Regions from separate parts of the Homo sapiens genome. Here region 2 is linked to region 1. Evidence: read pairs that join two places in POLR2A ChIA-PET (ENCODE). Cell type or tissue: PC-3. All regions are shown on one strand.

What was found. ChIA-PET counts read pairs that join two places held together with the same protein. Peaks named below come from ENCODE experiments on the same cell type or tissue, not always from the same donor. Only the 100,000 strongest peaks of a DNase experiment are listed, where the experiment ranks them.
Region 2: POLR2A ChIA-PET joins it to region 1 with 7 read pairs; 1 of 35 experiments calls an interaction of 5 or more read pairs at or near these places.

Annotation. Positions count from the first base shown.
Region 1 is chr7:111,505,742-111,510,741 of GRCh38, reverse strand. All of the region lies in intron 2 of IMMP2L (inner mitochondrial membrane peptidase subunit 2), which reads left to right. Among named protein-coding and RNA genes, the nearest start is that of IMMP2L, 54 kb to the left of the region's middle. In PC-3, no CTCF peak of the experiment used is centred here; DNase peaks (open chromatin) are centred at 1,201 and 2,731; H3K27ac peaks cover 4,113 bases.
Region 2 is chr7:111,207,113-111,212,112 of GRCh38, reverse strand. The region is part of intron 3 of IMMP2L (inner mitochondrial membrane peptidase subunit 2); the gene reads left to right. LOC124901725 (a long non-coding RNA gene) reads left to right here. Exons shown (of 2, transcript XR_007060477.1): 1 at 1-5,000. Among named protein-coding and RNA genes, the nearest start is that of LRRN3, 120 kb to the right of the region's middle. In PC-3, no CTCF peak of the experiment used is centred here; no DNase peak of the experiment used is centred here; H3K27ac peaks cover 908 bases.

The DNA of each region.
Region 1 (5,000 bases):
GCAAGGCAGGGCAGAATGAACAGTTTAGGACTGGCTAGTTTGAATAATTTTGGCAGATTCTAAGCTGTAGGGGTGGTCCCTGGTTGCCTGGTACCTGGCCTTGGGAAGATGAAGGCAGAGGAAATTGTCTCCAGGGTTATGCTGGCTGGAGGAGGTATGGTTCTGGATTGGTTAGTTTGTATATGAAAGGCATGCTTCTGGTTGAGCTCTTGCTAGCTGGAAGAATTGGCTAGGTCTGGCAGAGGCAGTGTCTCCCCAGCTAGGAATGTTTTTTTTAACGTGTCAAAACATCATAATATACAGGATATCTATACTGATTTTGATATCTGTATCAATATCTATATCTATATTTATGTATATGTATGTATATAATACAATACAGCAGAGGATCCAGTTGAGGACACGATGCCGCAGGGGATGGTAGATGTACAAGCTCGAAAAAACTGGGTTTCTGAATGATTGTGTGGAGTCAGTCCACTCACTATTGTGTTATACCACTGAGCTTTTGAAATTCTTTTTACAAGCATTTAGCCTATTCTGACTGTATAACACGACTCATTATTATACCTTTTCTCCTCTGCTTTTTCTGAAGTTCCCTTTAAGTCTAAACTCAAGCTCTATTTTCTTCATGTAACTTTCTTTAATTCTGTCATTCACTTATTAGAAATCCTACAGCATTGTAAGTTTAACTCATGATTATAAATCCTTTTGTACTGCCCTCTAATTATTAATTTCATGGGTTAATAATAACTCTACTCTGTAAGTTTCTAAAAGAAAGGGGACCATAATCCTCTCACCTGCTAGTTCAGAGGGATGCTGGAATAAATGCATATGAAATTTCTTCTTTGAAGCATTGATATGCCTGAATAATTAAACCCTACAGAAATATGATAAAATGAAATTATGATCATTAAAATTTTTTTTTTCTTAGACTTTGAGGGTGTTTCTGGTGAACTATTCTCCTAAAAAGTTTTTAGCTTCTTGACAAATTCATCATATTCTTTATGGCAGAGATTTTCAAACCTTTTTGCTCATGACTCATATTAAGTAATATATTTTGCACTATACACACATACATGCAACTGGAACAAAAGTTTCATGTAACAATACTTAAATTGTAATTACTATCATTATGTGCAATGCCCTCTGATATTTTCTGTTCTGGTCATAACCTATTAAATTGATGATTCTGACTCACTCATTGGTTGTGACCTGTAGTTTGCAAAATGCTGCTTTATTGCTGGAGGGAAGCTTACAAGGGTGAGACAGCTCAAATTGAGCTATAACTAAGGGAGTGGAGCATGTTAACTTTTGATTCTGAAATTTTAAATGTGGGCTTGTCATAAGCACTTCAAGCAATAAGTGCAACACGAAGGATAAGGAGCCCCATAGTCTGTCCCTTGTTTGAGAAAACCCTTTTGTAGCTGCTGTGGTCCTTGGGCCTTTTTTATTACATAATCTGGGGTACTTATTAATGAAGATTAATGAGCCCCATTTCAGACCTATGAAATTAGAATCGTTTTGTGAGGACCTTGGAATCTGCATTAACAAACTCTGTAAATACTAAAGTTTGAGAACCATTTTCTTAAGGAGAGCTCCATGTCTTGGGTGAGGGCAAATTGTTGGGGGATTTGCTAGACATGGTAATTGCTTTTGCTTGGAAAATCCTGATTGCCTTTGTTTACTAAACTTTTGAATTCTTAGTCTTATAACTTTTAAAAAATTTGTTTTATTTCCCATCTCTTTGTCTGTTAAATTATTTATCATATATTTGTGCTAATTTTAGCTTATTGTTTCTAATATTGAGAGTGGCAGGAAGCAGCCAAATGCCTAGGCAGATAGGGTGGGTCCCCAGTGAAACCCCCCTTCCAAGCCCAAGACAGTTTAAAGCCTGAAAGCCAAGCTACAAGTTACATCCTCAGACTGGATTGAGAACTTGCCTATTTGGCATGATTTCCTCTGATAGATCCCCACCATTCACCTATTTCACATATACCTACCCTTTCCTAATTGGTTTTCTACTCTGTCGTGCCCACCTTTGAGTGGTGTCTTTGCTTTAACATTTTTTGCATACTCACAAACCAATCAACACACTCTCCCCATTCTGAGTATATAAAAGGCCCTGGACCCAGCCACACTGGGGACTTCCCTGCCTTCAGATAGGGGAACCATACCCCTCCCACCCTCTGTGCCCTCTCTTGGCTGAAAGCTTTCCTTTTTCGCCTGTTAAATTCTACTTTACTGACTCTCTGGTGTCTGCATGCCTAATTCTTCCTGGTTGTGCGACAAGAACTCGGACCTACCTGAGCTAAGGAGTAGAAAGACCACAACAATATTATACCAATGGGTATATCATTTTATAATTATGTTCTTTTTTTAATTTTTAAGTTTTAATTAAACATTTTTCTATTTTATGAACTTTATTTTTATTTCTTCGTAAACTTTTTTAATTTTATTTTTTAAAATGCCTGTTTTATACTTTTTAGCTTGTCATTTGCTTTTAAGACTATTTAGTTATCTTTAAAATTTTTATTTTTTTGTCAGTGAATTTTTTTCTTTCTTTTTAAAATATAAACTATCTTTTATTTCTGTAGCTTTTAAAATGATCAACAGAAAGCACAGTCACAAGATTGTCAGCTGAATGGATGGCCCATTCATTTAGTATGAGATATGTGTAGATTTTTATGGTAATGATTCCATAGTGAATCAGGCCTCCCTCATTGATTTGTGTAGTTTCCTCCCACAATGACTCTGACCATGTGACTTGTTTTGGTCAGTAGGATATAAGCAAATACTGCTCAAGTAGGAGCTTGGTCAGTACTTGTGAGCTGGGTACATGTAAAAACTCAGGCTATCCTGATGACGGAGATTTTGGAGAATAAATGAAGCATCCTGGCCTTCCAGCCCCAGTTGAGTGCCTGACATGTCAATGAAGCCATCTTGAACTTTCCAGCTGAGGGAAGCCAAAATTGCAGGATCACAAGCAGATACATTTTGGTTGTTCTTTTTAGACATATAGTTTTGGAGTGGTTTGTTATGAAGCAAGAGATAACTGAAACAAAAATTGGTACTATTAGTGAAGTGATACTATAACAAAAACCTAAAATATGTAGCATTGATTTGGGGACTGGGTGGCAGTTTGGGGCTGGTAATGTGGTGAGGGGAGTGTTGGCAGACGCTGGACAAATGGCAAACAACTGTTAATAGAAAACAGAAAGATAGTAAAGTATCTGTTACTGCGGACTGGAATTACGATGATCTGTGTTTTATGGTACTTAAACATTTTTTAAAAATGTGAACTGTAAGAACTTGAAAAATAGAAGATATACCTAATGATCTTATAGATTTGGCTAAGGAGATTTCCAGGCGAAAATATTGAAATTGTCAGCTGGCTTCGTATAGCTTTATATAAGATATGGGAAGAGAGAAATGAACTTATAGCAGAAATTAGAGGAAATATAGGGTGCCCAGAACTTTTTTGGGTTGGAAAATAAAACTATTTTTCATTCCCAGTATCTAGCAGGCAAAAGATCCTCAAAATAAGAAATAGCCTCGGGTAGAGATCAAATCAGGACTGGAAGACTCTTTATTAAGACCTCAGGGCTGGGTGTAGTGGCTCACGCCTATAATCCCAGCACTTGGGGAGGCCAAGGCTTGAAGATAACTTGAGCCCAGGAGTTTGAGACCAACCTGGGCAACTGGCGAAACTCTGTCTCTACTAAAAATAGAAAACTTAGCTAGGCTTGGTGGCATGCGCCTGTAGTCCCAGCTACTTGGGAGGCTGAGGTGGGAGGATCACCAGAGCTCAGAAGGCAGAGGTTGCAATAAACCAAGACTGTGCCACTGCATTTCAGCCTGGGTGACACCGTGAGACTCTGTCTCAAACAAAAACAAAAGCAAAAACAAAAAAAACCTCAGAAAGATATAAGGTGGTACTTAGTATATCTTTTTAATTAGACAAAATATATTGTAAACTCTTCAGGGCTTTGTGCCACAGCAGCCTGACACTTTCAAAGTAAAGAAAGATCTGGTTTGAAAAAAATTAAGGGTCGGGCGTGGTGGCTCACGCCTGTAATCCCAGCACTTTGGGAGGCCAAGGCAGGTGGATCACGAGGTTAGGAGATTGAGACCATCCTGGCCAACATGGTAAAACCTGTCTCTACTAAAAATACAAAAACTAGCCTGGTGTGGTGGCATGTGCCTGTAGTCCCAGCTACTCTGGAGGCTGAGGCAGGAGAATCGCTTGAACCTGGGAGGCGGAGGTTGCAGTGAGCTGAGATTGCACCACTGCACTGCAGCCTGGGGGACAGGGCAAGAAAAAGAAAAAAGAAGGAAGATATGGATGTAGTTTTGGGGGGAATGGAATGAGCCCCAACTAGATTAATGGGAAGTCTACAACATTTTAAGGGTGTTGAATTAACTTGTACTAAAATGGGGTCAATTTAGAAAGAGACCTCTGGGGTGTGTCCACCTTATTATGAAGGAGCATTTCTTTTTAAAAATTTATTATTTATTTTTATATTATTATTATTATTATTATTATTTTAAAGAGACAGGGTCTTGCTCTGTTGCCCAGGCTGGAGTGCATTGGTGCAATCAGCCTCGAAGTCCTGGACAGCTAATTTTTAAAATTTTTGTGTGTGGAGGCAGTCTCACTATGTTGCCCAGGTGTTCTCAAACTTTTGGCCTGGAGCCATCCTCCCGCCTCCCAAGAAGCTGGGGTTACAGGTGTGAGCCTGGCCTCCTTTCTTTCTTTTTTAATTTTATTATTATTATACTTTAAGTTTTAGGGTACATGTGCACAATGTGCAGGTTTGTTACATATGTATACATGTGCCATGTTGGTGTGCTGCACCCATTAACTCGTCATTTAGCATTACATATATCTCCTAATGCTATCCCTCCCCGCTCCCCCCACCCCACAACAGTCCCCACTGTGTGATGTTCCCCTTCCTGTGTCCATGTGTTCTCATTGTTCAATTCCCACCTATGAGTGAGAA
Region 2 (5,000 bases), 300 kb after region 1:
GTCAAAATGGCAATACAAATGCTTAGGATGATTTAATGATTACCTTAGTTTCGTTTATAGTATAGAAAGAGAAGAGCAACATTAAACAGGATTTCAATCTTCTTTTTTTTGTTTTTGAGACGGAGTCTTGCTCTGTCTCCCAGGCTGGAGTGCAGTGGCCCGATTTTGGCTCACTGCAAGCTCCGCCTCCTGGGTTCATGCCATTCTCCTGCCTCAGCCTCCGGAGTAGCTGGGACTACAGGCGCCTGCCACGATGCCCGGCTAATTTTTTTGGTATTTTTTTAGTAGAGACGGGGTTTCACCGTGTTAGCCAGGATGGTCTCGATCTGCCTGCCTCGGCCTCCCAAAGTGTTGGGATTACAGGCGTGAGCCACTGCTCCCGGCCAGGATTTCCGTCTTCTAATCTGAAGTTTTGAATATTCCAACCTCTTTGCACAGTCTTCTGCCTTGTTTTCTGTCTTTTTCCAGGTGATAATTTGTGTTCAAATAATCCCCAAGTTTTTCACAGTATGGCTTTACAAGTATACTACATTTATCTGTCAAGTTTCCGATCACATACCCTTGGTCAGAATCTTTCTCAGGGTCCTTGTTTCTTACAGATTAAATAGATTGGGTTTGATATTCAACAATGTTTTGACCTGGTTCAATTCGGATTCCAGCCTATTTCCTACTCCTCCCATTGAATTGCGGCATGCTTTAAACTCAAAGTGTCTTTCTTATGTCTTTCCTTTTTTTTCTTCATTTTCGTCTCTCTTTCTCTGAATAAGCCATTGCTTTCTTCTTTCCACACTTTGCTTTTGTAGTTCCGCATAGAGTCATTTCCTCCCAGCTATTCAGGATGCCCTCCACGTTAACTCCTTTGGTGAAAATCCAATTTATGTTTTGGGGCCTATCTGAAAGGCATTCACATCTATGCAGGCTAATCATATGTGGTTTCCTTCTTCTGAACTCTTGTAGTACTCTCTGTAGTATTTCCTTGAAGTATTTATAGTTTTCTTGTATTTCTTCTTGTACTTTATGGGATTTCACAAAGTTTTATATACTGACTCAATACATATTTATTAAATGACTTGGTAGATAGAGCAACTGACTGAATATATTATTTTTTAGGAAGAAGAAGAACATTTTTGCTTAAATTAAATTTCTTATTTTATTTCTCTTTCCCCTTTTATCCAGGGTAGGTCCAGGTAAAGCCAAAGGCCTTATCCTTATCTACACTGCTGGGGGACACAACACAAGAATTTCAAGTTCAAGTATTATTTCTCATTTTGAGTAATTTTGTTCTCATTTTGTTCCAGTTCTCACTCTCAGAAAAAGATTACTCTTTGTATATTAATATTTCTTAATCATGGTTCTTATTTCAATATACTAATATCATGGTATTAAGAGCAGTTTTTGTTTTTTTTGAATACCTTCCCTTCAGGGCAGTCTTATGATTAAGAATATAAGTGTAGGCAGATGTAGTATTTTTTTTTCTATTAACCAGGTAGTAAAACTAGAAAAGGAAACACACTTCAAAATGTATCATACTTAAAAATATATCAAGCATAAGAAAAGAGAAATATTTCTTTCCAATGGTAGTGAGAAGATACATTAATTGGGTTATAAAATAAGTGCAGGTAGTCCTTAGAGTTTTCTAAGAATAATGAGGCACCTATCTGCCTAGTTGAAAAGACTTCTACCTAGAAATAGCAAGAGTAGTTTTGAGGAATTTTGTTAGTTTTTGCAATTGTAAGTTTACACGTGAAATAAACCCAGCTTGAAAACTTTAAGCTGATGAATAAAGATAGCCACATAATTATGTTGGATGTGTGATCTTCTTTAAAAAAGATGAACTTTCTAATTATTAAGACAAATATGCCAACTAATCAATTAATTCTCTACTAATCTTCCTATCAGGGGTCTCTTCCTAGGGAATTGCTGAGGCTGGGGTAATTTTAATTAAGGTGAAGCAGAGAGTCAAGAAAGCAAAAAACAAAGTCTCCTACCAAATGGAGCTATTTGGAAAGGAGTTACTCAACCAAAAGGAGATACAAGGAGCTACTCTGAAGCAAAGGCTCAGCTAAAAGGAGAGGACACGGAGAAGAGATTGATTATTCACTCTCGGCAAAGAACACCTTGCTTGGACTCTGAGGGGACAGGAAGAGTACTGTACTTCCCTCCCATGAACTGGAACAGGGCTAATAGGCATATAGCATAGGTAGGCCTAGAAGTGGGCAAGATGAGGCCTAGAGATCAAGAATATCTGAGTCATTTTTCTTTTACTGACCCGAACCTTCAGGCCCACCTGTAAGTGTCCTGCCCACCTCTTTCTGGGCAGTTTCTTGATGATATACTTGTATATGTAATAAAGAGTAACAAAGAAGAGTTATTTTATAGTTCAAATACTGTTCTGTGTTGTTGCTAGAGTGATCAGTCTCTTTAGAGACTTATTTAACACAATTATGTTTTTGAAAAAGTCATTTGCTCCTACAGGCTGATTATTATAGGAGGGCATCTTATTCTGATAAAGGTGGTAATTATTTATCTGGCTAAGCAATCTTGTTGATTGAATATAGCTAAATGTTTGGTGGCATTTAGGCTAGAGAAATACTGTATTGATATGTGAATAAATTAAATGTAAATATGAGTTTTACCACCTTAGCTGAAACTACATATTAATTTTTGAGTTTAATCCGTAATTAGTGAGTTTTTACTTTTTTTTTTTTTTTTTTTTGAGAAGGAGTCTCGCTCTGTCGCCGAGGCTGGAGTGCAGTGGCATGATCTCAGCTCACTGCAACCTCCGTCTCCTGGGTTCAAGCGATTCTCCTGCCTCAGCCTCGCAAGTAGCTGAAACTACAGGTGCGTGCCACCATGCGTGGCTAATTTTTTATATTTTTATTAGAGAGGGAGTTTCACTGTGTTAGCCAGAATGATCTTGATCTGCTGACCTCGTGATCGTGATCCACCCGCCTCAGCCTCCCAAAGTGCTGGGATTACAGGCGTGAGCCACCGTGCTCGGCTGTGAGTTCTTACTTTCTGAACATTACTTTCAGATTTCTGAAGAAATAAACAAATTGTGCTCTCTAAGTTGTCATCACAGATTCTTATAATGCTATCAGTTTTAAACTATAAACATGGAGGCAGCACCCATGGGAGTAAGATATTGAACGTTTACAGCATGTGTACATAAGTTACCTCAAAGGATAATTAGATGATTATAATGACACTTTCTTTGAGATAGCTAATTTTAAAAATCTATTGCTCCCAAGTCTAATTATTTGAGTAATGATAACATATTAGCAATCATGAAACTTCAGTCACAGCCAACCCCATTGAAGAAAAAAAAGTAAATCATAGCATTTTCTATAAAGACCCAAAGGATTGCACCAGACCAATCCTTGCATTTTCTGCTGTGTATTCTATGCCCAGCCTCCCATCCGTGTGTACTCTAAACTACCTACACATGTATCATTCATGTGATTTCACTCTATTTGTTTTCATTTGTTTTATAACTCTTCCTTTGGTACCAGGGAGATAATTTTCTAGTTCTTCTCCATCCTTTGTGAACCTCTGAAAGAAGGCTTTTATAATTAGACTTCATAGCTTTAACAAACATTTCATAACCTGCCAGTAAAAATGTCAGTTCTCTGGGCCAGGGCATAATTAAATGAGTAAGTATCAGTGTGGTAATTCAGCCACAAAATAAAATAATTTAAAGGGTCTATTAATTAAGGGCTTGCTTTGATTTTGGAATTCTAATCAACAGTAAGCTCTGTATGTTATGGGTAAAAATCTTCTTGCTTTCACCGTTCCCTTTTCTTGGCCTATTACAAATAGTAAATAAAATAATTGTATCAATGAAATTTTCACTTTGTTGTTCTTTTTTGAATGATTATGCACCTGAGAGAATGTTGTTAAAATAGCAACATATTGGATATGGTCAAAATGAACATTTTGCTATGAGCCTTTAAAACCAAACCTGAGTAATACAAGCAATATATAAACGGTATAGTAGACTCTGTTTGAGTCCATTAGGTCCTGACTGAAGACTGAAAAAACAGTAAAAGTGGAATCCTGGAAGCTAATAATAGTTTGTTTGGTAGGGGGTCTTTTGAACTGAGAGCAGTAGGAGGAAGACAAATGTGTGAAATGATGGGCAATATAATGATAGGGTACAGCGAGGATGGATTAACTATTGGTAGCTCTTGTAACAAAGAAAGAAAAGCTAATTTTGTAGACAAACAAAAAGGCTGGTAGAGTAAAATTAATATTTTAGAATAGAAAACCTCTATCTTTGAGCTGGGTGTGGTGGCTCATGCCTGTAATCCCAGCACTTTGGGAGGCTGAGGAGGGCAGATCACGAGATCAGGAGATTGAGACTATCCTGGCCAACATGGTGAAACCTTGTCTCTACTAAAAATATGAAAATTAGCTGGACATGGCGGCGCGCACCTGTAGTCCCAGCTACTCAGGAGGCTGAGGCAGTAGAATCGCTTGAACCCGGAAGGCTGAGGTTGCAGTGAGGGATTGTGCCACTGCACTCCAGCCTGATGACAGAGCAAGATTCTGTCTCAAAAAAAAAAAAAAAAAAAAAAACCAAAAATAAAACGAAAAAGAAAGAAAGAAAGCAAGCCTCTATCTTTGCTAGGAATTAATTGGTGGTTTTTACATTTTTAAAGATGTATTTGAAGTCTGGGAATGAAAGAGTAAGCAGTTTCTTAGAAGTCAGCATAATAATGACTAACATTAATTGAGCTCTTACATTATTCTAGGAATTGCAGTAAGTGCTTTATGGCTATAATCTCAAATCTTCTCATGACCCCATGAAATAGGTTAGTTTCTATGAGGAAACTGAGGCACAAAGATTATTAGTGGCTGAGCTACTTAACCAAGACAGCCTATTTCCAAAAGTCAAGTGCTTGGCTATCACTCTGTATCCTTTCCAAGGTATATTCTATTGATAATGATGCTTTAAGTACATTTCTAACCAGGGCAGTATCTTAATGCTGATTTTAAAA